Linked DNA regions of Homo sapiens: regions 2 and 3 are each linked to region 1. The links are chromatin contacts, found by Hi-C or POLR2A ChIA-PET in ENCODE. All regions are on one chromosome and are shown on one strand. The core of a region is the stretch at or near the end of the contact, and the rest is flanking DNA. Distances in the headings are between cores, read along the strand shown. Region 1 holds the start of ATP2C1 (ATPase secretory pathway Ca2+ transporting 1). Region 2 holds the start of DBR1 (debranching RNA lariats 1). Region 3 holds the start of PCCB (propionyl-CoA carboxylase subunit beta).

Region 1 (4,565 bases), core at 1,276-3,775:
CTACAAAAAGGCAAGTGAACAATAAAAAGGCACAGGTATCAATCTATGTAGTTTAATATGGTCAGTCACTTTTGAAAATTTCTAGGCTATATACAGGCTCTTCTTCAAACTGTTTATATATAAAAAAAAATGTGACGATAGGGAGAAACTGACAAAAATGGTCTCTTGATGGTCAAGAATAACGGGACAGAAAACCCCACACGTTTTTAAGAACTGTATAATCTTTTACTATGAAACCACAAAATTCATATTTGGCCACAAAATACAGAGACAGACACAAGTAGGCACCATTCTCCTATCTCACAACCACCCCCTCCCACCTCAGTAGATAATGAGAATCGGCTTTATTACTCATGCTCTTCCTCCTGAGAGATCAAGAAACAAAAGCAACATGAAAGAATCCACCTACTTTAGGCTACCCTCTTAAATCTGGTACCATTCTGAAAACAAGCTCATAAACATACATTAAATGTTAGAAGTTATTTAAGATGTTTCTACCAAGAAACAAGTATATGAATGCATTTAACATTCTTTGTCTCATGTGCAGAATGGATTTGCCTTTCTTAAATCAATAAACTTAAAAGAGAGGAAAAAGGCTCAGAAAAGTGACTTTCCTTATCACCAAAAACATCACTGCTTTCAAATGTTTCTCAAGACCCAATTAGACAGTATAACTCCTCTGCAGTTATACACTTTAGTATTTCAGAAAATGTCTTCCGCCAATTATCCATCCAGAGTAAAATTTGTCAATATAATCATGCCTCTCATCATATTCCCTACATAGCCCAGAGGTCTCAGAGAGCAAAACACATTACTGCATCTATAAGAAACACCCATTTCAAAATTACTAGTCCTAGTCAGACAATCAAGCTTACATTCTCAACAATGGAAAAACAAATTAGAAGCAGCCAGCAAGACTGCAGCTCCTTTATACCAGACACATATTTTTTAAAACAAATTATACCAGAGGAAAAAACTGTCATTTGTTAAGTATCTTTTATAGTATTTTGCAGCCCGGTTAAAGGCAGAAGAAAAAAAAATGATCACGCACAAGTCAGAAGTCAGTCCAAAGAATAAGTGTTGTTTCAGGAGGGGGAAAAAAAATCACTTATTCACAGTTGTTCAACAATTTTAAAAATAATCAGTGCTGTGTAGGAAAAGCATTAAATATTTTAACGAGGCCAAAGGGATCATGTAACATGTGAATGACGATCTAATGTGTCCAAAGTGTACAGTGAACAAACAGGTTCCGCTGTCAGCCTCCTAAATGATGTTTTGAAATAGGGTGGAACTTTAAGAAAAGCACTCATCTCATAACATTTCATTAAATTCACTGGGTTTTTTTTGTGAATTGAAAAATAATGAGTTTTTTCCCCAATGCTAGACATAATAAAACATGGCTTGCTTTCTTATAAATGAATCCTGCCACACACCACATCGAGGCTTGAAACGCCAATATACAGAGATGCAGCCCCATCCCCTTGTCCCCCATTTCCACTTCCCCTCGAGTAATTCCTTTCAAATAGCTATTTAAACATGCACAGACGCTATCTGAAATGAAAACTTCCCTCTCATTCCCTAAGCTGAAGAGAGCAGGAATTCCTCAAGAAAGCTGAATCAAGCTCAGTCACCCACAGAACCTCAATCTCTCAAATGCCCCATGTTACCAAAATAAAAGCTGGATACCCTAAGTAAGCAAATCCTTGGACACTTCACATACACAGTAAATAAATAAGCTCACGAAAATAAAAAGGTGGAAAAACAAAGACAACTTAAAAGCAAACCACCACACCCTCAACTCCGCGTTGCAACCGGTCGGCCAGGGGCCTTTACCTTCATTTTCCATCGAAACTGCACTCGGGTTGATGGCTACAAAGTCTTTAGTGTCAGCCACGGCCACACTGGGAATAGAGAGGAGAGGAGGAGGACAAGGAAGAGAAGCCCCCGGAATCCCAGGCTGTCACCCCCGCTCCCGGCCACGCGTCCCACGGCTGCTCCCACCACCCCTAGCAGCAGCATCTGCAAGAGAAACCAGGAGAAGCGGCGCTGACGAGAGGCTGAGGAAGGAGTTCCCCGCCCAGCCACTATCTCGGGAGCCCCCCTCCCCAAGATCCCGCACCCGCCCCGTCGTGTGCCCGCAACGTCCCCAGCTCACGCCAGCGGGGCGGCGCCCTAGAGATGCCCCCCCATCCAGGGGATACCCGAACCTCCCCTTCCTTCAGAACCTGGAAGTTTCTAGAAATGGGGGCAGGAGGTAATACTGGTACCCACCCAAAGCCCCGGACAGCCCTCCTCCAGGCTGCGGGGTCTCAGCCGCGGGGCTCGCGGGGGCGCCCCGCGCGCCTCGGGAGAAGAGGAGCTGCTCGCGGGGCAGCGGTGCGAGGCGGGAGCCTGCTCCCGGCGTGAGAAGAAGCGAGCGGGAGGGAGGAAGGGAGGGAGAGAGGGCGGGCGGGGAGGGGAGAGAAGAGGAGGTGAGGGGACCCGTCACGGTCCGCCGGGCCGGCTCCGCGAGGCCGTGCTGGTCTGCTCCCGCCTCCGACTCCTGCGCTCCGCCCCTCCCCGCCGCCGGCCGCCCAGTCGCGCCCCGCACTCCTGGGCCAGCCGCGAACCCAGCTTTGTCACTATTACTTCCGCTGAGAGAGGTGCGCGCAGGCGCATTCGTGTTCACGGGCTGGGAAGGCGGAAGTGAAGTGAAGGCCGAGACTTCGGCCCGGAATGGACAATGTTTGGGTTTGGATCCGTCCGGTAGGAGGTCGCTCGGGGTTGGTGGCCCGCCTTGTTCTTGCTGGCGCCTCCCTTACCCCAGGGACGGTGTCCGCCCGTTTATATGCACCCCCTGAACGCGAGGGTCGGAGATTCGCCCACGCCCCGTGTCGGCCACGCATTCCCGTGGGGCGGCCGCGGGGTCGGCCCAAGCTGAGAGTCATGGCCGCTGTCCCCGAGGCGTTTAAGCGCTCTCTACAAAGTCTGTAGGGGAAGCTGCTCCCGTCGGGGTGGCAGTCACAATCTCAGCAGGCAACGTTGAGGCCCACGGAAGGAAGGGGCGAGGTGTCCATGCTCCTGCCAGGGACTGGAGCACCGTGAGCAGCCTCCCGAGTCTCGCACTCTCACTTGCAAAACCCTGCACTGACTGCTTGGTTCTTGGGGGAGCCGGTAATCGCGGGGCGACTTCCCAAAATTCTTTAAGGGGTGTGCTTAGTTACCATGTGTAATGAGAGAGCAAGGTTCAGCCTCAGAGAGCTCCAGGGAGAGCTAATCTTTTTCATTCGTTTGTGGTATATGGAACTGGGGAGAGGCTGGAACAGCAATTAGAAACCAGTCGTACAGCTGTCGAAGCCAATGAACGAGCACTTCTTTTAGCAGCTGTACCTTTGTCCAGTGTCAATGCCTTTTCACACGTAAACATTTCACTTGCTCGGCATCTTACCCAGACCCCTAATAAGTGCTTTTTAATGAACGATTGGTTTTAATAAACCGTGGTGAGCCAGACATATAATGTTGAACAGAAGTCCTCTCACACCCATAACCACTAGAGGGCAGGGCTTCACCTACTGAGTTGGTGATCATCCTACAGAGAACTCAAAAGAAAATTTCCGTATATGCTAGATGTGTTTTTCTCCATCAACACTTAGACACTTTACAAATTTGCTTTTTATCTCAGGTCCTGTAACATATCGCAGTGTGCTCTCTAACCACACGTTCAACATCAGAATTAACGGACGGGGTTGCCTGTGTTTCTATATTTGTTCCCAAGTAAGTGGTACTAGACTAGGATTGAAAATTCTGGACAGCTTTCTAGATTTACCTTTCTTTTAAGAAATATTGAACTTTTATTCAGCGAGGTCACTTTTAAAGATGAACCCATAAAAATCACTATCAAGTAGATTTCTAGTCTTAACGAGTTAACTATGATCCACCTCTGGCATGCATGGTCAGTGATTTTTGTCTGCACAATGACGGAGCCAAATTAACGGACGGGGTTGCCTGTGCTTCTATATTTGTTCCCAAGTAAGTGGTACTAGACTAGGATCGAAAATTCTGGACGGTTTTTAGATTTACCTTTCTTTTAAGAAATATTGAACTTTTATTCAGCGAGGTCACTTTTAAAGATGAACCCATAAAAATATCAAGTAGATTTCTAGTCTTAGGAGTTACTATTTATGATCCACCTCTGGCATGCATGGTCAGTGATTTTTGTCTACACAATGACATAGCCTGTGATTTGTACAATGATTGTGATCTCTCGTAATCAATTTGTAACAGTTATTACTGTACATATTCGACCTTGAAACAGCATTATATTAAAAACAAAAGCACCTAAGGTAGGAAATTACACAATATAAATACTTTGATATTAACATATGCATTTACAAAATAGAGGGTAACTGTACAGAATTTGGTATTGGGTCACTTTAGCTGAAACATTTTTCTAAAGCAACTTTTCAGAACTATCTGTTGTATTAATATACTGCAATACTCTAGCATTAACACTGAATCTATAACTCCTCCAAAAGATTTATAGCTCCATGGTTTATTCCTAAAATGACTTAAACTGAAATTTTACT
Region 2 (4,565 bases), core at 667-3,166, 7.3 Mb before region 1:
AAGAGAGGAAAAGATGAAGGAAATAAATTAAAAGATAAAGAATCTCTTTAAACTATTGGCTTCACTGGAAAAGAATCCAATATAAATCCTAAAATTGAAAAGGACTATAATGTTAAAACATTAATAAATGAGTTTGTACATTGGACATAGAACAAAATAGGATTAGTAAACTAGAAGAGAGGTTATTAGAAACTATCCAAAATAAAACACTGATAAAAATGAGAACTATGGAATAGAAATAAAAGATAGGTAAAATACCATGGAAAAATTCCAAAGGAGTAGGAAAAGACAGAAAAAAAAGCAACATTTAAGTAGATACTGACCAAGAATATTCCAAAACTGAAAAAAGATACCAAGCTATAGATTCAGAAAGCATAAATGAGTAAAGTTCAAAAAAAAAACCACCTAGATATATTTTATTAAAATAGCTTTAAGGAGTAGGGAGAGAAAGTAGAGAAAGAGAAAACAGTAAATAGCAAAGAAAAAGACACATTACTGGCTGGGCGCGGTGGCTAACGCCTGTAATCCTAGCACTTCGGGAAGCCGAGGTGGGCGTATCACTTGAGGTCAGGAGTTCGAAACCAGCTTGGCCACCATGGTGAAACCCTGTCTCTACTAAAAATGCAAAAAATTAGCTGGGCATGGTGGTGTGCACCTGTAATCCCAGCTACTTGGGAGGCTGAGGCAGGAGAATCGCTTGAACTGGGGAGGCGGAGGTTGCAGTGAGCCGAGATCGTGCCACTGCCTCCAGCCTGGGCAACAGAGTGAGAGACCGTCTCAAAAAAACAAAAAACAAACAAACAAACAAAAAACCCACATTACTTTCAGTGAAAAAAAACCTTAAGTTTATAGGTGACTTCTCAGTAGAAGATAATGCAAGCCAGAAGATAATAGAATGCTATTTTTGAAATGCTTTGTAAAAAAAAAACCACACACACACACACACACACACACACACACACACACTGCTTAACTGGTATTCGGTACTCAGTAAACACACCCTTTATGAATTAAGGTGAAACAAAGACATCTCTTTCTTTCTTTTTCTTTTTTTTTTTTTTAGACGGAGTCTCACCCTGTCACCCAGGCTGGAGTGCAATGGCACGATCTCAGATCACTGCAACCTCTGCCTCCTGGGTTCAAGCGATTCTCCTGCCCCAGCCTCCCAAGTAGCTGGGATTACAGGTGTGCGCCACCACGCCCAGCTAATTTTTTGTATCTTTAGTAGAGACAGGGTTTCACCATGTTGGCCATGCTGGTCTCAAACTCCTGACCTCGTGAGCCGCCCGCCTCTGCCTCCCAAAGTGCTGGGATTACAGGTGTGAGCCAGCACACTGGCTTCTTTTCTTTTCTTCTCTCTCTCTTTCTCTTTTGTCTCTTTTTTTTTTTTTTAGACGGAGTCTCGCTCTGTCGCCCAAGCTGGAGTGCAGGGGCGCGATCTCAGGTCACTGCAACCTCCGTCTCCTGGGTTTGAGGGATTCTCCTGCCTCAGCCTCTGAAGTAGCTGTGATTACAGACGTGCGCTACTGCGCCCAGCTAATTTTTGTATTTTTAGTAGAGACAGGGTTTCACCATTTTCCCCAGAGTGGAAAGAAATTTTTAAACAAACAAATATCTAGAAAAAAATTAATCTGTCGTCGGCCTACACTAAACAAACAGGAAAACTTAAACTGAGCTCTTCAGACAGAAGAAAAATGATTCCAAAGAGAAAAATGGAAATCCAGGAAGAAAAGAGTAAGGATGGAAAGAGTACATTTGTGGATGTATATACAAAAAAATATTGACTGCATAAAACAATAATTAAAAAAAAAGAAAAAAGGAAAAAAAGAAAATAAGTTCCCTGGGATCCCAGAATTAGGTTTGACCTTCCCGGTCCCTCTCTCGCGAGATCTGGAAACCGGAAGTGAATTATTTTGCAGGAGTCTACACCCAGGCGGTGGCTATACTTATTAAAGTTGGCGGGAGCTGAGCGATCAGTCGGTCCTGGGCTGGCTGTGGTGTAGGGCGTTGCAGGCAGCGCTCACCTCCTCAGGCCGGCAGAATGCGGGTGGCTGTGGCTGGCTGCTGCCACGGCGAGCTGGATAAGATCTATGAGACGCTGGCGCTGGCAGAGCGGCGCGGCCCGGGGCCTGTCGACCTCTTGCTGTGCTGCGGCGACTTCCAGGCGGTGCGCAACGAGGCGGATCTACGCTGCATGGCCGTGCCGCCCAAGTATCGTCACATGCAAACCTTCTACAGGTGAGGACGCGGCCGGGCCCGGACTTGGCGGTGGGGGGGTGGGACTGGGTTCCCTCTGCCACTGGCTGCCTGTTTCCCTTAGATCCTGTCTTTGTTCTCTCTGTATCTCTAATTGGTGCCTAACTGAATACAGGGGTGAGGTAGTGGGAGGCGGGAAATGTATTCAGTTCGGTACTGTATTCAGTTAGGTACCAAATTATGTCAGTTTCACTAGCACCCTATCTCATTAGGTGCTTAGGAAATGTCACTTTCCTTCTTTCCATACACATCTTATCCATTTCAAAGGGTGTCGAAGCCTGGGAGGGGATAACCTGGAGGAAGAAGCTGACAGGTTTAGATAGCTACCTTGTACTTGATAGGACTCTGGAATTAGTTCATTCAATGATCCTGAAGTTTTTACTGGGCCCCTGCTATGTGCTTGTTGTGGTTCTAGAAGATGAGGTTATGGCAATGAACTCGAAACAGTTCTTGACTTAATTGAACGGGCACTGACTTGAGGCTCAAGGTGGAAGCTCTTCATTCCTAAGGGCAAGGATGGATACTGGGCAATTCCTTTTTTTTTTTTTTTTTTTTTTCTTGAGACAGAGTTTCGCTTTGTTGCCCAGGCTGGAGTGCAGTACCGCGATATTGACCCACTGCAACCTCCGTCTCCTGGGTTCAAGCGATTCTCCCACCTCAGCCTCCCGAGTAGCTGGGATTACACCCAGCTAATTTTTGCATTTTTAGTAGAGACGGGGTTTCACCACATTGGCCAGGTTGGTCTCGAACTCCTGACCTCAGGGGATCCGCCTGTGTCGGCCATCAAAAGTGCTGGGATTACAGGAGGGAGCCACCGCGCCCAGCCCCAGGCAATTCCTTTTGAAAGAGCTTTTTAACTTTTTATGATGAACTCAGTTTCTTTTTTTTTTTCGGAACTTATTTGCTTTTCTGCTATGCCTAATTGTGGTAACTGACTTTGCTCTTATGTTCTAGGTATTACTCTGGAGAGAAAAAGGCTCCAGTTCTCACGCTCTTCATTGGGGGAAACCATGAAGCCTCAAATCATTTGCAAGAGTTACCCTATGGTGGCTGGGTGGCACCAAACATTTATTATTTAGGTATGTGATTGTGTTTGTGGATACTTTTTTTTCCTGGGATGGAAGAGCTTATCAGGATTTGCGTTAGTTGGACTGTGTCTTGACATGTATGGTGTTTGGAGAATGTCATTAATTTAAATACTTAATCGTGAAAATTTAATTAAGATAGTTAATTATTAAATGGTTGATCATGAAAATATGCCCTTCATCTAGTGTTTTAAGCACTAGCTAATATAATTGCAAAGACCTCACACACTATTTGTAGTCCCTTCATTTTTTCTTACAATTTTTATTGAATTAAAGACCTTAAACTTTTATTAATAGAAATTCTTAAGCATACACAAAAGTAGAGAATAGTATGATGAATCTCAGTACCTGTTAACCAGCTTCAACGACTATTATATTGCAATCTCCTGGATTTTTTTTTTTTTTTTTGTGGGAAGAGATGACTAGAGTATTTAAAGCAAGTCCAACCGTTAGATTATTTCACTTATACATATTTCAGTACATGTTTTTAAGTGATAAGGATCTTTAAAAATACTACTACAGTACTGTTATTATACTTAACTGAAGTAATCATTATCTATTGCCATGTTCGTGGTCAGATTTCCCTGCTTAATGTAAAGATGTCTGCTTTACAATTGGTTTAAATAGGACCCAGACAAGGCCAGCCCATTTCATTTGGTTGTCATGACTCTGAAGTCTATTAGACTAAAATAGTCTCCCTGTCTCGCTTTTTCATGCCATTTACTTGCTGAAGAAAACAGGAAATTTGTCTTGCAGCATTTCCTGCATTCAGGATTTAGCTGATTGGATTCCTTTTATCCTTTGCATTTCCTATAATCTGCTTTTAGATTTTCAGATTTGATTAGATTGTCTCAATATTGGCCCCTATAAACTATATAGCCTTTTCATCCCTTTATTTTTCGAGACAAGGTCTGGTTCTGTTGCCCAGGCTGGAGTGCAGTGGCCTGATCTCAGCTCATTGCAACCTTCGCCTTCCAGGCTCAAGCCATCCTCCCACCACAGCCTCCCAAGTAGCTGTGACTGCAAGCGTGTACCACCACGCCCGGCTAATTTTTTTGTTTTTTTGTATTTTTTTGTGGAGACTGAGTTTGGCCATGTTGTCCAGGCTGGTCTCGAACTCATGAGCTCAAAGTGATCCGCCCACCTGGGCCTCCAAAGTGGTGGGATTACAGGGATGAGCCACCGCACCCAGCTTCATCCCTTTATTTAAATGTATATTCTTTC
Region 3 (4,565 bases), core at 808-3,307, 5.4 Mb before region 1:
CACATACCTGTAACCCCAGGTACTCTGGAGGCTGAGGCAGGAGAATTGCTTGAAGCTGGGAAGCAGAAGTTGCAGTGAGCTGCTGCACTCTAGCCTGGGCAACAGAGTGAACTCTGTCTCAAAAAAAATAAATAAACTTACACCCTTTGACCCACTAATTCCTCTTCTGGGAAAATCTACGGAAATGGTCAAAAATTGTTTTAAAAGGGGTGCAGGGCCGGGTGCAGTGGCTCACACCCATAATCCCAACACTTTGGGACGCCAAGGTGGGTGAATCACTTGAGGTCAGGCGTACAAGACCGGCCTGGCCAACATGGTGAAACCCTGTCTCTGCTAAAAATACAAAAAAAAAGTTGCCAGGCATGGTCGTGGGCACCTGTAATCCCAGCTACTTGGGAGGCTGAGGCAGGAGAATAGCTTGAACCTGGGAGGCAGAGGTTGCAATGAGCCAAGATCGCACCATGGCACTCCAGCCTGGGCAACAAGAGCAAAACTCCGTATCAAAACATAAAAATAAAAAGGGGTGCAGGAGGGGGTTCATATTAAATCAGCCTCCTAAGTTAACTTTGGCAAAAGAAAAACAGCTTCTGGAGGCTTCATCTAAACCTAGTAGGATCTACCTGGGAAAGGGCTAGGCGATGTTCCAGGGAAGAATTGAGCAATAGGCCCCAACAGAAAGAGTGTACAGGAGCACTGACAGGCCTTTCCAGAGGATGATCTAACATCTCCCTCAGCCCTAACAGAGTAGGTTAGAAGTAGCCCCAGGGGAGAGAAAGCACTCCTAGCACCACAAACCATCACTAAATTTACATTTCACTCTCAAGTGTCAAAAGGAACTGTTACCTTTGGACCCTTGTCAAATGCGAATTTATGACATCTGAATCAATATTAGACAAATATAGAGCTGTTCAAATCTCCTCACTTTAAGACCCCATCCCTCCCCCAGTGCCTCCCTCATGGTTGTGAGTTGTGCCTGAATACTCTTCATCTGTAAGAGTTTCACTTCTGCACCTTCCCGTTGGTTAATTCGTTCAGCACAACGGTCCAGACTCACCCACCAGTCACGGACACACTGGGCAAGCCTGGTTTCAAGTCAGGGATCACCTCTCCAAAATGGGCCGCCCAGCTTATCTCTGAAGGCCAGCTGGATTCTCGCCTCAAAACCCAGGCGGTGGGTGGCAGTGTTTCAACTGCTCAGTCCAGCCAAACATCGAGAGTAGCCTGCGCACTCCCAGAAAGGCCACCTGCTTCCGACACGTGCCTTTGCTACCCATCAAGGCGAGGCATGCTAAGGCCCTAAAGAGCTCGACCAGGCATTCTGCGGGCAGAAGTTCCACAAGTTCCTGCACGCGCACATCCCCCATTTCATGTTAGTGGAGTATGCCCAAGTTCAGTTTTCCTGCTTCCACAAAGGAGAAAGAACCTACCATCACTCTTTCATGGGGCACGAGAATAAGCACATGGTTTTTACTGAGCGCCTATCATTTTGCTATCTATGGTCTAACGATACACTTGTGAAGGAAGAATTATTATTAAAATGACCCACAGAGATTTAATAAGTTGCCCAAAAGCTTATGTTAAGTGTTGAGCTGGCTAGAGACGAGCCAGATCCGTCTAAATCCCAAGGGTTAAACAGTATGAAAAAGCACACAGGTGCTTCTGCTGGTTATACCCGCCTCCACGAGAAACGCTACAGGTTTTCAAGGTGAACACCCTTGCTCCGGCCCCTCCAGGCACCGTGCGGATTGGCAGGGAGGCCTCGGACGCCGCAAGCCGGGCACGCAGTGATAGGTCGCGGACGCCAGGGGCGGGACTCACTTAGGCCCCTCAGGACTCACTCGCTTGTGCTGCGCGTCAATACGGCGTTGGCCCCCTCCCAGCAGCGCGGTCCGGCGCTTGTTTTCGATGCGTTCGTTAACAGAGGTGGCCTGGCTGCAAAGGCTGCGGACCGCGGCGCGGAGACCGCTCGCCAGAACGCTGAGCCTTGCCCCGACCGCCGCCACCCGTAATGCCGCCGCCATTTTTGCTGTGCCGGCGCGTCCCCTACCGGCGCACCTGAGTACGCATGTGCTAAAGCGTGGGTACGGCGCTTGCGCAGCATCGGCTGGCTGTAGGGAGCCGCGGGGGCTGGACTACAGAACCTGCTTGGGAGTAAGGCGTGAGAGTTCGAGACCCGGTGCTGCCCGAGGAGGGTCGCGCAGAGAAAAAGTACAGGGCCTGCCTGGCTGCACAAAAAAGGGACATAGTCCTTGCTCTTCTCTGACCACCTAGACCCTTAACTTTGTCGTCCCACTTCCTACAGAAAATGATTATAAGATTTAACCAACATTTATTAAGCATTGTGCCAGGTGTTGCTTTTTGCACTTACCATGCACTAGCTTACTATCTGGATTTCACAGATGAGGTAAATCAAGCACAGAGAGATGAGTGATTTGATCAAGAGGCAAGACTGAGGCCGAGGTAGGTGAGCCCAGGAGCCCAAGACCAGCCTGAGCAATATAGTAAGACCCCACCTCTACAAAAAAATTAAAAATTAGCTGGGCATGGCGGCTTGCACCTGTGACCCCAGCTACTCGGGAGGCTAAGGCGGCAGGATGGCTTGGCCCAGGAAGTCGAGGCTGCAGTGAGCCGTGATTGCATCACTGCACTCCAGCCTGGGCAAAACCCTGTCTCAAAAAAAAAAAAAAAAAAAAGCCAAGACTGACAATGTGGTTGGCCAGGATTCAAACTCAGAGACCTATCATTAATATGTGCCAGATAATGAGCACAGGACCCTTAACCTCTAATCAGTAGTTCTCAAAGTATGGATCCCATTAAAGAAAAAACTATTCATGACACTTAATTATTCATGTTTAAGAATGGTAAGGCAAACTTTATTCAGGCCCAATCTGACAGAGGTAGGGATAGAGTTTTGCCATAAGTCAGAGCGATTGGGCTGAATATAGCAAAGTGGTAATTTATAGCTAAGGGGCAGTGTGTGGAAGTCAGTGGATGGAAAATTACTAAGAGGAAACATTGGCGGGGAATCTGGCTAAATTGACCTAACAGGATTCCTGCCCAAGGCAGGTCAGGGTAACTGAACATCACCTGGGGGATGGTGGCGGTATGGGTCAAAACCAGATATGGAGAGTAATCAGATATCAAGAATGGAGGATTCTGGCTAAACTGACTTGGCAAGTTTCTTGCTAAAATGGAATTCCACAAGGAATGACATGGGAGCCCACACTCAGGCCTAGTCAAAGAGAGAGCTCAGAAGAGCCTGACCAATGTTTGATCAAGGAGGGAATCTTGTCAATCCAGCAACTTCAGTATCACCTGGGAGTGAGTTGGAAATGCAAGCTCGAATTCTCAGAACTTACTCCAGACCTTTAAATCAGAAACTCTGGGGCTGGGGCCAGCCATCTGTTTTAGCAGATGACCTTTAGGTGATTCTGATCTGCTTGCTAAAGTTTAAGAACCACTGCTCTAGGAATTTGGAATTGTACTGTTGAGAGCTTGACCATCTGTTTCTCCCACTAACAGGCAGGTCTTCAAGACAAAGAACATGGTTTATATTTCTCATTTTTAGCCACAGAAAACTGCTAAAGTTGATCATGAGCCCTTCCCAGATCCAGCTCATAGCCAGGGCCTTCATAAAGTACAAATTCTGACCTATGACCTTAATGTTAATGCAATTCAACTCAGAAAACATTTTTGAGCACCTACCATGTGCCAAGAACTAAACATCAGTACTGATTGCATTTCCTGGAGTAGTAACAGTTCATCTAGATAGAGAGGGCAGCTTAGAGGCCAAAGCCTCTTGGCTAGGCAAAGCCCACCTGTATCTGTATAACTCCGTAATGGGTACTCTTGACCTTGCATTTGGGTCCTTGCTTTAAAGACTTTACCAACCTAGAGAGGCAGATGGACAACCTAGAGAGGCAGATTGCCTTGGGAGCACAAGAGAGAATTTGAGTAAGGCTGAGTGTGTTGAGGAGAGTTTCTCCAAGAAAGCATCCATATGCCAGGGAACAGAAGCAGTGTGAGCAAAGGCCTGGCATGTTCAGATTCACATACACAGACACACACACATACTTTGTTGTGTTCCCAGCTTTTGGGGAAATGGTGGTAAATGAGACTGGAAAGTGAGAATGGCATTAGATTGTGAAGAGTTTTTTCATGTTCAGAAATTGGGACTTGCTTTTGGCCTGGGGGCAGTTGGACTCCCTTGTCCCACAGTGCCTTGTAGGTTCCTTACATAAAGCACATCTCACACTGTGTTAAGATTGTTTAGCTGTCTTCCTAGACAGACTCTCCAGCCAAAGGTCAGGGACTGCAGCTGATTTGCTCACCACTGTGGTCCCAGCACCTGGAACAAGGCCCAACGCAGAGAAGGCCTTTAGAATGTATTTGTGAAATTGAATCGAGCTAGCAAATAGGCAATTGCATGTGAGTCCAGAGGTTTTCGCCCCCTCCTCTATGTCTTTTCAGGCTCTGAAACCTGCTCAGGTATCATCTCCTCCATGCAGTCTATCCTGATCCTCAGAAGCAAGGAAGTTTTTCTTATTTAACTTTAGATAACCAGT

What was found. Hi-C counts contacts between places; a loop is a spot of excess contacts on that map. ChIA-PET counts read pairs that join two places held with the same protein, here RNA polymerase II (POLR2A). Pooled maps may share reads with other maps.
Region 2: a map of naive thymus-derived CD4-positive, alpha-beta T cell shows a loop between it and region 1 (21-fold over the local background). The contact joins the promoter of DBR1 here to the promoter of ATP2C1 in region 1. A Hi-C loop is called at or near these places in 1 of 168 maps with a recorded cell type or tissue (naive thymus-derived CD4-positive, alpha-beta T cell) and 3 of 50 pooled maps. POLR2A ChIA-PET finds 5 or more read pairs at or near these places in 1 of 52 experiments (naive thymus-derived CD8-positive, alpha-beta T cell).
Region 3: a loop to region 1 is called in a pooled map, with 11 times the contacts of the local background. The contact joins the promoter of PCCB here to the promoter of ATP2C1 in region 1. A Hi-C loop is called at or near these places in 1 of 168 maps with a recorded cell type or tissue (CD8-positive, alpha-beta T cell) and 3 of 50 pooled maps. POLR2A ChIA-PET finds 5 or more read pairs at or near these places in 1 of 52 experiments (naive thymus-derived CD8-positive, alpha-beta T cell).

What each region holds. Positions count from the first base shown.
Region 1 is chr3:130,892,044-130,896,608 of GRCh38, reverse strand. ATP2C1 (ATPase secretory pathway Ca2+ transporting 1) reads right to left here and starts at 2,525. Exons shown (of 28, transcript NM_001378687.1): 1 at 2,272-2,525; 2 at 1,834-2,019. The coding sequence starts at 1,839. It overlaps LOC107986023 (a long non-coding RNA gene), which reads left to right and starts at 2,688. Exons shown (of 3, transcript XR_001740492.2): 1 at 2,688-3,753. RefSeq lists a silencer at 2,271-2,660 and an enhancer at 2,751-2,970.
Region 2 is chr3:138,172,272-138,176,836 of GRCh38, reverse strand. It overlaps DBR1 (debranching RNA lariats 1), which reads left to right and starts at 1,916. Exons shown (of 8, transcript NM_016216.4): 1 at 1,916-2,238; 2 at 3,211-3,335. The coding sequence starts at 2,042. RefSeq lists an enhancer at 2,001-2,210.
Region 3 is chr3:136,247,832-136,252,396 of GRCh38, reverse strand. PCCB (propionyl-CoA carboxylase subunit beta) reads right to left here and starts at 2,057. Exons shown (of 15, transcript NM_000532.5): 1 at 1,839-2,057. The coding sequence starts at 2,021. RefSeq lists enhancers at 1,583-1,632, 2,263-2,322, 1,552-2,418.